Linked DNA regions of Mus musculus: region 2 is linked to region 1. Evidence: chromatin loops called from intact Hi-C (ENCODE). Cell type or tissue: left cerebral cortex. All regions are shown on one strand.

Evidence for each region. A loop is a pair of places that touch in the nucleus more often than their neighbours do. Peaks named below come from ENCODE experiments on the same cell type or tissue, not always from the same donor. Only the 100,000 strongest peaks of a DNase experiment are listed, where the experiment ranks them.
Region 2: a loop joins it to region 1, with 2.2 times the contacts of the local background. A loop is called at or near these places in 9 of 42 quality-filtered maps.

What each region holds. Positions count from the first base shown.
Region 1 is chr19:14,586,480-14,594,479 of GRCm38, reverse strand. Tle4 (transducin-like enhancer of split 4) reads left to right here. Exons shown (of 20, transcript NM_011600.3): 4 at 52-96. Among named protein-coding and RNA genes, the nearest start is that of Tle4, 7.7 kb to the left of the region's middle. In left cerebral cortex, no CTCF peak of the experiment used is centred here; DNase peaks (open chromatin) are centred at 616, 4,069 and 5,555; H3K4me3 peaks cover 437 bases.
Region 2 is chr19:14,459,254-14,467,253 of GRCm38, reverse strand. It overlaps Tle4 (transducin-like enhancer of split 4), which reads left to right. Exons shown (of 20, transcript NM_011600.3): 10 at 21-74; 11 at 553-705; 12 at 1,836-1,968; 13 at 2,317-2,510; 14 at 2,869-2,945. Among named protein-coding and RNA genes, the nearest start is that of Gm8630, 27 kb to the right of the region's middle. In left cerebral cortex, a CTCF peak has its summit at 3,747; DNase peaks (open chromatin) are centred at 3,301 and 3,776.

The sequences.
Region 1 (8,000 bases):
GGCGAGATGATTTGAAGGATACAGGTTTAATTGCTTCTCCTTCTTTGACAGTATTATGAAATGTCCTATGGGTTGAACATAGAAATGCACAAGCAGGTAAGTTATTTCTTTATAATCATTTTATGTGACAGTCATACTCATGTACTTTGAAAAGAAAATTGTATATTTTGTGATTTTTTTTTTTTCTTTTGTACATTTGAGATGTCTACCTATATCTTAAAAGACTTGGGGGTGAGTAAGAAGGCAAGTCTTTTGTGTGTGGTTCCTCTTGTTCCATATTATCCTAACTTTTGGAAATTTAAAATTATTAACTCAGAATGCGTATTAAACTTTTCTGCACTTTCAAAAACAGCATGCAGAATGTAGAATGTGTATTGTCTTTTTGTAAAGAGTTACCTTATATATTTCAGGCATCAAAATTCTCTTATGAAAGAACTTTCCTTGGAAAGTATTAATGAATAAAATTGTAAATTGTGTGAAACCTTTCCTGTGAAAGAACAGAGGAGTGAGCTGGGAGGATCAGATGAAATCTGCAGAGCTATAAAAGAAATTGATGTAAAAATCTGTGCACTAGTCCCTGGAGCCTACTTAGTAGATCTTACCAGGAACTCTGGCTTCGACTTCCAAAATTTGTGCAGAGTAAATGAACCTGATAGGAGGATGTGATTAATGTTAAGCCCTGGGTCTTGAGATCTAGCAATTACTTTGGGGTTGGGGGAGAGCGCATTGGTATAGGTATATGTGACTACTATAGCTGCTACAGGGTTTTGTTTTTGTTTTTGTGTTTTTTTTTTTTTTTTTTTGTTTTTTGTTTTTTGTTTTGGCTAGAGACCAAAAAAAATGATTTGGTTTAAGTTCCCTAAATGGAAAAGATAGCCATATGTATGTATGTATGTATGCATGTATGAATGTATATGTACACACACACACACACACACACACACACACACACATGTAAAATGCTATTTAGCAATAATTCCTTTAGGAAGCATTTCTTTGAAGTCATCTCCTCATGAAGGACTTCGGGTCTCATCACCCATTTCAGAACAGATAACATGTATATTTGCCTGCTGAGAAAGAAGCGATGGACAATTTTCTGTTTTCCATGTCTTATTTATTTGTGGTCAGGGTAATGTATGTACCTTCTAAGATTAAGAAGTGTGAGATGACTAGGTCATCAGGCTGTAAGGATTCTTTTAACTTAGTTATTTTCTACATGGTCAGAATGCACCCACATTAGTAGTTCATTAAAAGACATCTCTTGAACAATAAAAGCAACCAGATAGTATTTGAAAAAATAAAGTTGGGAAAATTACAACAGTATTTACATTGGTGACTTTATCTCAAGTTCTGTTTTACTCTGTATGCTATTTGGTTGTGCTGATGTTAGCATATTATATACGGTATATGATAATACATACATGTTGGAGTTTGAATGGCACATACTTACATTTATATTTTAGTATCTTTGCCATTTCTGTTTAGGTTAGTCATACATATACTGCTTAAGCAAAATGTATTCAGCTTAGGAGTGGACTCCCTTTAGCTCTACCTCCCAGGAATATTGTTACCTGATTACAGTCTGGATCTTGTAAATACTTTTGTTTGTTTGTTTGTGTTTATGTACCTTCCCAGAACTAGTTTCTCTAAAGGATGGACGGGGTGAATGCCCCTCCTTTTCCCCTTTGTATCCTTTCCTCCCCTGACCACTTAGTCTCACTTGGCCTCTGGCTTTTCTTGGGCCATCTACACCTGGAAGGGTCACATATCTTTATGTATTCATTTTGGTGTTGGGTAGATGTGAGAGCCTTTAAGTTTACACATTTTATATGACTATGAATTTTGTCATCTTCTTGTTCAACTGGCCTCAGATACCATCCATTTAAAACTGAGTAGAGTACACTTTGCCTGCCCCCTCCTCTTGCTTTTGAATTCAGTCATATCAAGAATCCCCAGGGCAGTTTATCACATTATGAAATACAGACAGCCCTGCAAACCACCTACTTATTATATTTTCTTTCTTTCCCCGCCTTAAGCGCAGAGGCAGATCTGTCTTTATTTGTTTTCCTAGGCAGACAGCCTGACTTTCTCTTAGCTGCTCTTGCAGATGCACTCGCTGGATACCCTTGTAATGGAAAGGAGCAATAATGCAAGGAAGTTGCCCCGAGGCATAATTGTGCCTATTTCTCAAGATCGGTTTAGGCTTATTCACTTATTAGATTTGTGTCTCAAAGGGTTCAAGAGTAAGAGTCCCAGGAGGCCTCAGAAGTACCCTAGTAATTGGTGGCCCCGATATTTGAAACCCCTGTGTATTTTTTCTTTTGTTGTTGTTGTTAATATTCCTGTGTTCCCATTCTTCTTGGCTGCAGCCAGCCACACAGAGTATTTTTTGAGGAATTTTTCACTGGGACAGAAAATGAAGGTTTTGAAGAAGCCATGACTCCGTGACTTAGCAAATGCATAAACAGTGGGAAACAGGGAGGGTCCCCGTTTTCCCCCTCCCCTAGGTGATGCTCATCATCAGTCGCCCTGGGTTGATTCTGATAGAGAACCATAAAATGAAACCTATGGGGAATTTGTCATTCTGAAATGAAAGCTAATGTAATTAGTACCAATTAAAGTACATTTAGTAAATTGGATTTAATCTTAATTAAGCCTGCGTAATGTTGCCAATTTTTAACAATTATGTTTGAGAACATAATTAATTTAAATTTTGGTAACTGAGTAAATAGCATTAGTCTGGTAAAATTAGTGGATTTTTTTTTTTTTTAAAAGGGAAACTCAGTGACATGACATGGAATTGGAGCATAAAATATGAATGTAATTTTTAGTAATCTTTCCTAGGATTGAACAGATGAAGCTGGGGAAAAAACATCCGGAGAAGTTCAAGTGGAATGTTCTAGGGCACAGTGGGAATTAGTACTTTTCCATTGTCTTCAGTTTTATCGTGAATATGGTCATGATAATTAGGACCTGATTAGAAATGGCCTGGAATTCATTCTGATGTCTTCAAAGTAGAGTTTTTAAAAATCAAAGAGCATTGATTCCTTCAGGATTTCCCTGTCTATAGGGCTTTGCTTTAGACAGAACGGTTGGTCCAGGGTTCTTGTTACTTTCTTCTGATCCTTTATATAGTTTGGTTGGGTCAGTGACCCTGGGCAGATAGGGTGTTGTGTGTGCAGTTGATGCCACAGCTAGATGCTGTTGGTTCGAGTCCTTTGCCTGCAACTCTATAATGGAAGAATTCTTCTCGAATGGAGTCAGACTCTGGCTGTTGCCACTCTGAAGTGTGAATATTGGATGTAGATTAGGAGTTATTGATGTGTGAATTCAACCTGTAGAAATGAAATAGGTGAACATTCTATGTTGTAAAAAGTGGGGATGAGAGTAACTTGCAATTTCTTCATTGTGTGTTTTATAATTGGAAGATCTCTTCTAAAATTTACTTGCTTGGTACACGAATTTTAAAAACTGTCAGAAAACCTTTGAAATTTGTTGACACTTAAAATCTAAGCATGCAACTTACACAATTATATGAAAATAGGTGTTTGCCATATGTGCATATTCTTGTGTGTAATTTTTTTGCCCTTAAGTAACAAAAATTTTATTTCATCCCAAGCCATGCAAATTTCATTACAAGATGTGGGCCACAACCATTTGAGTGCTGCTAAAATATTAATTGAATAGAAATGAAAGGCCTTGCCAACTGATAGGATATCATAATCATAGCCTCTTTGGTCAATGGTAAATGATGATAAATGACATTAGGAACCTTTTAGCAAACTGTAATAACTACAAGGGGGGAAGCAGTATGGATTTGCATTATATCTGATACCCTCTAGTACCAAGTGGATTGCCAATACTGCTTGTTTAGCATTTTCTAAGGGCAATAGGATATTGATTTCTGACTTACAAGGAACAGCTCTATTTTCACCATTGAAAAGTATTGCAGGTTGTTAAGAAGAAATTGACTTGAAGAGGCCGACTGCTGCCCATCATGGAGCAAATAAAGCAAACCTGCCGAAGCATGGTGGAGCAGCGAGACGGGCCCTCAGCAATTTGTTGCTATTAATTTACCATGCTCGACAGCAAATCAATCGGCATCTACTTCATCTGCTGGAGAAAATGCTGTCCAGGGCAGATAAAAGGCTCGGCATGGTACAGAGAATAGACTGGCTTGGCCAAAAGGAGGCTGCAGTTAATGTGTAAATAAGTGAAATCAAGGCCACTGTTGCAGAGGAAGCAGTTGTTAATTAGGTTGGTGCTTTTTAGTGAACTATTTTAGAAAGCAGCCTAGGATTTGGAGAATAAGGAGGGATTTAGTGAGGTTGAAGTAATATATGACTGGCTTGACATCCAGCCTTCAGTGCACTTGATTTTAGGGTGCAGTCAATTTATTTGAGGATAGCACTTGCAATGGAAGTTAAATTATTTAAAGTTCTGTGTAGAGCAGATTTCTCTTAAGATAATTTTGTCGAGGGTTATTACTGATATCTTAGATCTTGTATATGTTTATATTGGAAAGAATGCTTGGAGAAGCATGTGTCTGAGTATGTAGATAAAAGTAAAAATTTTAACTAGTGGCTGCTTTTCTGAAACGAGTGTGGTTAAACTTTTGCATATGTGAACAAGGGAAGCGTTATTAAAAGAGGGGTGCTCTATTTGACAATAACAGACAAACCAATGACAAGTTTTGCTACAAGAACTTTCTTTTATATCCATTAAGGAATAATCTACTGTTGGGCGTGGTAGCATACACCTTTAATCCCAGCATCTGGAGGCAGAGGCAGGCCTCTTTAAATTTGAGGGCAACCTGGTCTACAAAATGAACAAAGATGGATTCTTCTGGCTATGGGCTGGGACATTTTAAAGAGGCACAAATAAAATTCTGATGCTTAAATGTAAACTCCAGCGGGAAGAAAGGAAGGAAAGGGGCTCATGTTTGTTTGTGTGTTTTTTTGTTCTCTATTGAGGTTTGAAGCTTGAAGCAGCATTTTATAACGTAAGATTACTGATAATCTGATTGATATTAATGAAATAGAGGTTTATGGTTTTGATTTACCTCGTGGCTTTGGATGTTTTAGACTAGGGACAAGTTTACTCCTGTGTAGTAAATCTAAATGGTGGAAATTTAACTTAAGATTATTTTCCCACACAAACTGTCTGAGGACCCGATATTGTGCCAGTTAATCCCAGGAGGCAGTTTCTTGGGCAAGACCTAGGAGCCTTTTATGCTCTGCAAGAGGATCCAGAAGGTGAAATTTAACCACTAGAGTGTGTATATGTGTTAAGAGGAATATTTTCTGAATTCTTTGTGTGATTTTTTTTTCTTTCTTGTGTAAAAGTTTAAGTTTTGAGGCATCATAGGAAAATATCTATAGAATTGTTTTTTTACCTTCAGTTGAGATTGTTGAGTTGGAATTAAGAGTTTCCGTCCAATAGAAGTGAACATTTATTATATATCTGGCATGTGCTTACCACAGACCTGGGCATGCTGCCAAAAATCTTGAATTCTTATAAAGATCCCAAGAAAAGGATTATGTCCAATCAAAGGATGATTAAACAGGGTCAGATCTGTTCATGGTGATATAGTAATAGGTGGTAGGTTGGAGTGGATTGCCTAGGAGGCTGCCCTGTTAGGAAATGGATTGGCCATAAATTAGAGATTTAGGCCTGAGCTCATTGCTGGAATGGAGAAACCCTTGGCTACTAAGAACAAACTTTGATTTCTGCCTGTGAGCACCTGAACTTTGGACGTCCACCCCAGAACCCCTTGAAGAGTCCAAGGCTGGAACCATTCAGGATAGGCTCCCTGTCCAGGCTGCCTCAGTTGGTGGGAGGTCCTGGATGGCTTTCTCCTGGTCTCCCACTTGTCAGCAAGCAAAGCTACTTGCTGCTGCTTGTAAGGAAATTCTGTCTTCTCTCCAGGCTGCCTGTTTGTTTATTTACGAAGGATTCTTCTGTTTAATTTATCTTTTCCTGTGGCTTCTTAGTCTGTCTGAAGACAAGGGGGCTGTTTGTTAATCATCACCTCAGGGCTTCTGAAGGGGGAAGCTGGGAGGGGAAAATGTGATGTTTTGTGGCCTCTTTGTAGTTCAGAAAGAGGTTCTTAGATGCAGGAAATCACACAACTCAAACTTTTAAATGAAGGCAGATGGTTTGCTTTTCCTGTTGAGAATTTCTTTGTAGCATTCAAAGGCATATTTCCTACTCACTGCTCTGCAGTCTCTGCTTCTATTGTTTATTTTACTTATCATTTTGATTGACAAATTTGTATTTAGGCAGTGTAGCTCTGAGCTCTGTTGGACTAATGAGCTAGACAAGAGTGAACTGCATCTTAGATGCTTTCTTAGATGCATCTTAGATGTCTCAGTGAAGGTTCATGGCTACATTTCTCATTTAATTTTACTTTTTTTCCTTTGCCTTAGATAATAGTTAAAGGGAGTTGGTAGTTATATGTTAAACACCTAGTAGTTCTTTATATTTGCTTTTAATGGGAAACTTTTATTACATTTCATATTTGATAGCCTGGGTTGAGACTTTGGGTTAATAATGATTTGCTAGTTAGAGAGGGAAAAGACGATGTGATTTCTAAAAGGTAGTTTCCTTTACCATTTTCATACCTTCTTTTAAAATGTTCTACAGGCAGGCACCCAATTCTTCATCAGTTTGAGGTCAGTCTATTTTACAGGGTGAATTCCAGACCAGGCATAGCGGGACACTGTCTCAAAATTAAATGAATTAAGTTAAAAAGAGGGGGTGGAGAGATAGTAGAGTTGTTAAGAGTGCTCACTGCTCTTGCAGACCACTGGGGTTCTGTGCCCAGCTCCCATATCAGGAAGCTCATAACTCCCTGTAAGTCCAGTTCCAGGGGCTCTGACCCTATCTTTTGACTTCTGGATATCTGCAGTTCTGCCTCATCCATGTGCACATAACACACTTACAGTGTCATTTGGGTAATGGAGACATGCTAGGTTGTCCGTTTTGCAAAGCGTGAGGCAGCACATTTAAGCGTGGATACTGATTTACACTGATGACAGTTTGTAAGGTTTAGGACTTCTTTAAAAGTCAGTACTCTGAAGACCGTTTATGAAATTGTTAGACTAAGGGGGAAGGCCTTACAAGTCTTAGCCAAAGTGAAAGACAAAGCTGTTTTGACTTTGTCTTAGTAACAGCTGTCAGTGGGAGTTGCTTTCTGCCTGTAAAGAGGGATTTAGCTGGCCTTCATCGCTGCAAATCTATATATCCTCTCTGTTTTCACTGGAATTGACCCACAGCACTGATGCCAGGCTTTTGCTATTTCTATATCACAGAGCCATGACTTACCTTCTTCAGAGAGCTCCAGTGTGTAACCTGCACATCCAGGGGGACAGATGGGCAAAGCATAGATTTTCTTAGCTGGTTTGTCAAAGAAGCAGAATGGTAAAACTCCAGGTTACCCTTTGGGCACTCTGTCCTCTGGGAGATGAGTTGTCTTGTTATCTTTAGGTGATTTTTTTTTCTCATAAATACATATGGATTTGTGTTGTGTAGGGGCTTCTGCATCTTAGAACAAAGGCATAACTTCTCCCCACCCTGTGTAGGGCCTTCCCTCTTAACTACAGCCACCTAGGCAGGTGAGAGGTTGGGAGGCAGACTAGCAGCAATTCTTTGACATTGCTGCTAGTTTCTTTTCAGACAAGATCTCACTGTTGCTTTGACCAGACTTGAATTCTTAATCCCCCTGTCTCAGGCTCCTGAATACTGGGATTACAGGTGTGAGCGTCTACACCTGATTTTATTATTTTCCAACTCTATATTCTACTTTGAAGGTTTGTAGGTTCTTTTGGTTCAAGGTCTTAGAAAGGCCTGGAAATACATCTGGAAAGAATAGTGAGTGCTGTTGGAAATTAAAAACACTAGTACCTTTCTTTGCACAGAGCTTAAGGCATTTTACATGCTTACTTCAGGGATCTTGATGTTCCTGTAAAGCGGGTAGCAAGTTCGGATCTGTGTGTTTA
Region 2 (8,000 bases), 130 kb after region 1:
GCCTCTCCTCCTCTTTGCAGGACAGTGATGGTGAGAAGAGTGATGACAACTTGGTAGTTGATGTGTCCAATGAGGTATGTTAGTAGCTAGCCCTACTTCTGCTGCTCTGCAGCTATGGCAGAGGCAAGTGTCCAAAGCACTTAGGAGAAACTATTACCAACTTTATACATTGCTGGGTCTTTCAAAATGCTGCTCCTTCCTTTCAGATGTCACTGTCCTTCCCACCACTAGAAATAACAGGTGTCAGTGGTCACCCTACTGATTTTATGTTCCTTACAGGCTCATGGAGTTTTTGATATTTGCTTTTGTTTTGGGATGTCCTCTCAATACCAGATGTTTCCTTCAGTAATTTCAGTTAATGTTAATTGATTAAAGTCCAGTTAATTCCAGACATTTTGTACTACTAAGTGCTTTTAGTTAGAAGTGCCCCCAGTAAAGGACTTGTGCTATGAGTCAGTTGTCAGTCTTCTTATTATTATTTTTAATTTACTCTGTGTATTTCGTCTTCGAAAAGGCGGCGCAGTTGACAGTCTTACTTGTTTGTCATTGTAGGATCCATCTTCCCCCCGAGGAAGCCCAGCACATTCCCCAAGGGAGAATGGCCTGGACAAGACACGACTCCTCAAGAAAGATGCCCCCATCAGCCCCGCTTCTGTTGCATCTTCCAGCAGTACTCCTTCCTCCAAATCCAAAGAGCTTAGCCTTGTAAGCTGCTCCCTAACCAGAACTGCCACTTCCAAGATAGTTATTGGGTTTGGGGTTTTCAGTTTTTGTGTATTTCCCATTTATCTCTGGGGCTTAGATTTCCAGTTTAATTAAAAATATGTTTGAACCAGAAAGGTTTACTAACTTGATGGTATTTGCTTCCTGAGTTTGTATGCTTAAGAGAGACATAGGTGGATGAAAATGAGAGAAAAACATCATAGTAAAGTTGAAAAGTACAGATAAGAGTTAGTGTGATGTTCTCATTGCCTGTGGTTTGTGGTGAACTCGCTCAGGAGTTTAGCTGTCATTTTATTAGGTGCTTCATTTGAATTGCCACGCTAGACACAGCTGCAATAGTTTTGCTTCTGCCTAAGTACTCTCTCACTAATACGAGGCTGCTTGGACTCAACACGAATGCCTGACTGAATTTGCCAGCAAGCTGCATCTTTCCCTACGCCGTCTCCTGTATAGGGCTGTATAGGGCTGTATAGGGCGTTGGTTGCATTTGTGTGTCGTAAATCCCCTTTTCTCTTCACCACTTATTTTCATCTTTTAAAAACCATGTGTTTTTCAGTGACCTTTTGAATTCACAGCTGAAGGATCAGAGAGAGGATTCTTGTGTTTGTGTGCAGATAGCGAGTGTATGTGTTTAGAATGGATGGAAGGCTAGAGTGAGGTTTGGATCCCACCTCTGTCCTTCCTTCTGGAACTCTGGTTATCTTTTCATGGCCTCTCCTTCCTCCTCTGGGATCTATGGTGATTCCTGCGTGGGTGTATCCTGAGAGCAGCAAGTCAGATACGGAACTTCTTAGGATGTGAACAGTGTATTGGGGACCTGACTTAACCATGGCCACCAGCATTAGCCCACATTCAGGATGCATGCTTGGTGAATTTCTTTGGCCTCTGAGTGAGACCAGATTCTTATAAATAATTTCCTGAGTTCATCCTCAGTTCAGGTTTTCCTGAACTGTGTCCTCTTGGTTCTTTGCTAGCTGCTTTTAACTGATGTAAGATATAAGACAAGCTAAAGAAATTGTCTCATTTTTCTGTTTTGTTTTGCTTGTTCTTTTAATATATAAGTAACTCTTAAAATTATGCTCTCATAGCTGATATATTCCATCTCTTGTTAGAATGAAAAGTCTACTACTCCTGTTTCAAAGTCCAATACCCCTACTCCACGAACTGATGCACCTACCCCTGGCAGTAATTCTACTCCTGGACTGAGGCCTGTACCTGGAAAGCCACCAGGTGTGGACCCCTTAGGTTAGTAAGGAAAAATATATGTTGTATATTTATTTATACTTCTTTTTTTTTTTTAATTTAAGTAATTTAAGTAATAAAATCTGTTAAAAGTAGTAATGAGCAGCACACTGACTGACTGTTAGAGAAGGCAAGTATTCCAAACCAAGCATGTGGCCCCATCCACATCTAACAGGTCGTTAAGTGTTAAACAAAAAAAGGGGGGAGGGAGGTAGATAAATGATTGAATCACTCCAAAGGCTGACTGATTTTGAGAGTAGTAAAATCAGTTCATTTGAACTATGGCTTGTACTGTTGACCAACTGAAGAAGGTGCAACAACCATTTTCTGTGTGCTTGACTTTCTCTTCAGCATCAAGCCTGAGGACCCCGATGGCTGTACCTTGTCCATATCCAACCCCCTTTGGGATCGTGCCCCATGCTGGGATGAACGGAGAGCTGACCAGCCCCGGAGCCGCCTATGCTGGGCTACACAACATCTCCCCCCAGATGAGTGCAGCTGCTGCTGCAGCTGCGGCAGCAGCAGCCTATGGAAGATCACCTGTGGTATGTTTACATGCATTTATAGTTTAGAGTTTCAGAACACACAGCATTCTTTTTTTTATTAGATATTTTCTTCATTACATTTCAAACGCTATCCCCAAAGCCCCCTATACCTTCCCCCACCCACATAGGAGAATAAAGCCTTTGTCATTAGCCTCAATAAATTAGTATAATTTTTTATATGTTCCAGTCCTGAATAAAGGACCATTAAATTTCAAGCATCCTGTCATTTTATTAATAGATACTGCTGTAAATGTCTCTAAAGTCATATTTTCAAATTATCTGTGATCCTAGGCTTTAGGTGCCACATTATGCAAAGCATAACATATCTATCTGTTGTTTTGCATATCAACAATTTTAGGTGGGATTTGATCCACACCATCACATGCGAGTGCCAGCAATACCTCCAAATCTAACAGGCATTCCAGGAGGAAAACCGTGAGTACCTTTTGTCCTTTGGATTCATTATCTAAAAAGCTCTGGTCCTTGCTTTCGTTTTGGAATTGGGGCATTGCTGAATAGCATCAAAGTAGTTTTCATTTCCTCTTAGCAAAAGACAAGGCATAATAAGGTTCAGTTTTGTGTGTTCCATTTTAAAAAAATCAAGCCTTCATATAAAATGTAAGTTGGGAAGGCAGCTCTGGCAGTCAAGGCTTCTCTCTGTCTGTTGCCGATTTTAAGGCAGTTGTTCAGCAAGTGTGATGTTTATATGCAAACTTGCATGATTAGAATTTGAACATGTAGAGACAGTCTTCTGTTCAGTTCTATTTCTAGAAAAGGTAGTTTGCTCATTTGGCTTCTCTACTGTGAGCTGAGCATTTGGAATGTCTGTTCACACTCTCCTGGAGTGATAACAGACCAAGTACAACACACCTCTTCTAGCCTCTTTGTATAGTCTAATTTCATCACATCCTACTCCACAGTCTTGGTTTCTGTATACATGCGCTCTTCTGTTCTCACTACCTAAACACAGTTCTAATTGGATTAGAAAATTGGACAAGAAAACCTTCAGACTAGTATTTCAATCTCAAAAAAAAAAAAGAAGAAAGAAACTTTTTTCTTTCTTCATAGGAAACATTCTTGCCTCACATGTATACACATGTGCTCTCAAGCACCTGCCCCGGGTCGTCTCCCCCCGCCCCCCAACATCTTTGGCTTCTTTTCTGAAATTGAACCAACCACACATATGCTACATCTTCATTCTCCTGTACAATCCAGACTTGACTGAGTAACCACAGAAGTCTCCCTCTCCTGGCTGCTTGCCTGTTGGGCATTTATTCACACTGATCCTCCTCTATCAACATTTTCTATGATTCACTGTCTCACTTCACATCTCTGTTAGAAGCCCTTATGACAGCATTCTGCCCTAACTCTTGTCTTTAAATAACATCCCTTTTTGCCTCCCTCCCTTTTGCTATTTTCCTCTACTTTTTTTTTTTTAGATAGAATTTCACTGTGTACCCCAAGTGGTCTTAAGTTTGTTGATCCTCCCACTTCTGCCTTAAGTGCTAGGCTGGTATTAGAGAGGGGCACCGTCATGCCCAGCTTTTAAAAGTTTACTTGTAGCCATTGCCTGCCTCTTCCCACTTGAGTATAAGCTCTGTAAGAGCAGAAGCAGAAGAGAGTCTTCCTTGTTTGTTTTGATATAATGTTCAGAAATGTTGATTAGAGTTGTGGGGTTGAAAAGTCCAGTTGGTGTAAGGTGCCATATTTGATGCTGCCCCATTTATTTATTTATTTATTTATTTATTTATTTATTTATTTTGGTTTTTTCGAGACAGGGTTTCTCTGTGTAGCCCTGGCTGTCCTGGAACTCACTCTGTAAACCAAGCTGGCCTCGAACTCAGAAATCCACCTGCCTCTGCCTCCCAAGTGCTGGGATTAAAGGCATGTGCCACCACGCCCGGCAATGCTGCCCCTTTTAAATGAAAGATATTTTGATCATAATCTTGTCCTCCCCAACTCTTCCACCCAACTCCATGTTCTTTCTCAACAAAGTAAACAAACAAGCCCACATACATACAAATGCATATGGATTCCATATTGCATTGGCCAAACTACTCCTGAGCACAAGGCCCACCATGCAGAATGGCTGTTATATTTAGTACTGCTCTACTGAATATTTTTCCTCCCTTGGTAGCTATCGTTTGTAAACAGCATCTTACTTAGTGGTGGGCCACTTCACCTTTTCCATGCTGGAATTTTATCTGGCTTGAACTATTGCAGGTCATATGTATGCTATCACAGTCACTGTGAGTTCATATGTGTATCAGTTCTGTTGGGTCTCAAAGTGCTGCTCCCTTGGAATCATCTGCTACCTCTGGCTCTTAGAATCTTCCTGCATCCTCTTCGACATAGATTTTGAGCCTTGAGGAAAGGGGTGTGATACAGACATCTCAAGCACTCCAAAAGTTTTTCACACTCTGCACATTGTTCAGCTGTGGGTCTCTATGTTAATTACCACTTGCTACAAGATGTATCTTCTCTAATAAGGGTTTAGCAATGCACTGATCTATGGGTATATAGTAGATATCCCCCTAAGGTCCCTGAGCTATCTCATTTTAGATTCTTGGTCTTGCTAACAGTGTCAGGTTTGAGATCTGTTTCATGGTGTAGACCTTCACTTTAATCAGACAGTAGTTGGTTACTCTATTTGTGTCTCTGTTGTATCAGGGGGTGTATTTTCCAGGCATATTGCTGATACAGTGCAAAGGTATTGTAGCTGCATGAAGTTTATGATTCCATCTCTCCTCCAGCCACATGTATACTGCCTTCCAGCATTAGGAACAATACTCAGGAAGTGAAGCTTCTAGTTGTGTAACAGCTTAATTTTTCCATATTTTCAATTTTTGATAACAAGTACATGGTATCTTCAGCAACAGTGTCTAACCATCAGGTTGTGGAAGGCTAACTAATAGCATGGACAGTAACCTAGTAATGTTGAGCAGGGGTGAGGTTGACTATGGTACCTGTACCGGCTGCTTTTGTGTGCCAACTTGACACAAGTTGGAGTTATCACAAAGAAAAGAGCTTCAGGTGAGGAAGCAGGCTGAGCAAGCCAGGGGAGGCAAGCCAGTAAAGAACATCCCTCCATGGCCTCTGCATCAGCTCCTGCTTCCTGACCTGCTTGAGTTCCAGTCCAGTTCCAGGTGATGAACAGCAGTGTGGAAGTGTAGGCTGAATAAACCCTTTCCTCCCCAACTTGCTTCTTGGTCATGATGTTTGTGCAGGAATAGAAACCCTGACTAAGACAGTACCTTTAGTCAAAAGTTGCACGCCCACTGCTAGTACTGCAGGTTTGTTTGGTAGCATATGATGTCTAGTTGCAGCATTGTCCCTGCTATGTATGGTTAACTCCATTTAAATTCCTTTTAAATATTTTTATATATTTAGGAAGCTTCTACAATAACAGGATTCTGTATGATATTTTTATACGAAAGCTCAGGCTGCTTTCTTATAGAACACCAAGACTACTATCCCAGGGATGGCACCACCCACAATAGCGCCCCCCCCCCCCCCATCACTAATTGAGAAAATGACTTATAGCTGGATCTTATGGGGGCATTTCCTCATCTGCACATAAAAAGGCCTTCAAAGTTAGATATTTCTACCAATATTCCCTTTTCTACTGTGTCCTCCTGTCTCCCTCCCAATTTAATCCTCCTATTCTAGTTTCCTCATTATTCCTTTACATTCTATTTCCCCTTCTTTGGAAGACCCTTAGTCACTTACTAGATACCTAACTCTAGATATTCTGAATAGAGCACACACATTTAACATTTAAAAGCTGATGTTCATATATAAGAGAACCTGTATTACTTGTCTTTTGGGGTCTGAGTTATTCTCACTCAGGATGATTATTTCTAATTCTATTTATTTATCTGCAATTTTCACAGTTTATTTTCAACAGCTGAGTAAATAGTTCATTGTGTAATGTACCACATTTTCATTATCCATTCATTCACTGATGGACACCTAGGGTGTTTTCATTTTCTGGTTGTTAGGAATAGAACAGAAATGGATATCGATGAGCAAGTATCTCTGTAGTAAGATGGAGCATCCCTTTGTCTAAGCCCAAAAATGGTGTTAGAGGTCAGCTTTTTGAGGTACCCACACACTAATTTCTATAGTGTCTGTACCAGTTAGCACTCCCCACCAACAATGAATATTCAGTTATAGAAGTAACTTCCAAAGCTGGGCAATGGTGGCACCAGCACTCAGGAGGCAGAGGCAGGCAGATCTTGAGTTCAAGGCGAGCCTAGTCTACAGAGCTACTTCTAGAATAGACAGTACTATATAGAGAAACCCTTTCCTGAAAACAAAACAAACAAACAAAAAAAGCCAACAAATAACTTCAAGTGCCTTAAATACTGCATAGTTTACAGTTGATACTCATAGTACAAGTTTATTCAAAGAGTAAATAAATATGATATGATATGCTGATGTCTTCCTTCTCTGTCTTCCTTTTTTATTACTTCAGTGTTAGGTACTTGCTTGCCATCTTAGTGTCTCCTTGTGTTCTTGCTCTCCCTGTTTCACCTGCCCTTCAGTGGAAAGCATGCCTGATTGACCTTGACTCTGTTTTTGTTTTCTATCTGCTGAATAAACTCAAGGTTGTTCCTTCTATACCTAACTTTACTACAGACTAACCCAAATGTCCCAGTTGCATCAAACAGTGCTGGCTCTATAAGCCAAGTTGTTGAGTAAATATTTGGCTTATTAATAAGGGAAACAAGGCAAATTAGACTTTGAGTTCCTTGAGAGTTGAAGATATAAATATCAATTACCATAAAATTCTGTGTACCTGTGTATGCTGTGCAAATAGTAGTTGACTGACTAACAAGTTTTGTTGGCCAAGAACTGTGAAGGTGAAAGATTAGTCTATTTCAGGCAGTGGCTAAATAACAGGGCCATGGGATTAATCAAATAACAGCTCAAATGCTGGAATAGCAGCATTAATCAATAACAGCTCAAAAGATGGAAGGCCTCTTTTAGAGAAGAGGTACAGTCCTTTCTTTAGGCACTGTTGACAGTCACCAAGTAAGTAGCCATTAGAAGTAGTAGAGTGGATAAGTTGAGGATTCTTGGTGCAGGTCAGCCTTGAAGCCCCAGGAGTGTAAGTGTGTTTGAATATTTAATAAGCAGTGCTCACCTTGGTCTAAGGGTCATGCCGGTTAGACCCCTGTAGAATTACAGTCTGTTTGGCCCATGATGCTTCTGAGCCTTGTGCTTGATTCTCTTCCTTCAGTCTTGACTAATGACACTAAGTACCACAGATTTCCACTGCTACAGCAAATGGACAGCTGCCATGCTTTCCCCAGAAACCTGAACTTAAACTTAGCTTTTCTGGTAATAAATATACAAGAGGTTGCTTTGTTTTGTTTTCCCAGTCATTCATGTAGTTGCACTATAGATGGTTACATGGTAGGTACTCTATGTATTATATTGATAGAAATTTTACTAAGAACCTTGAAGAAAAGTATGCTTTTTTAA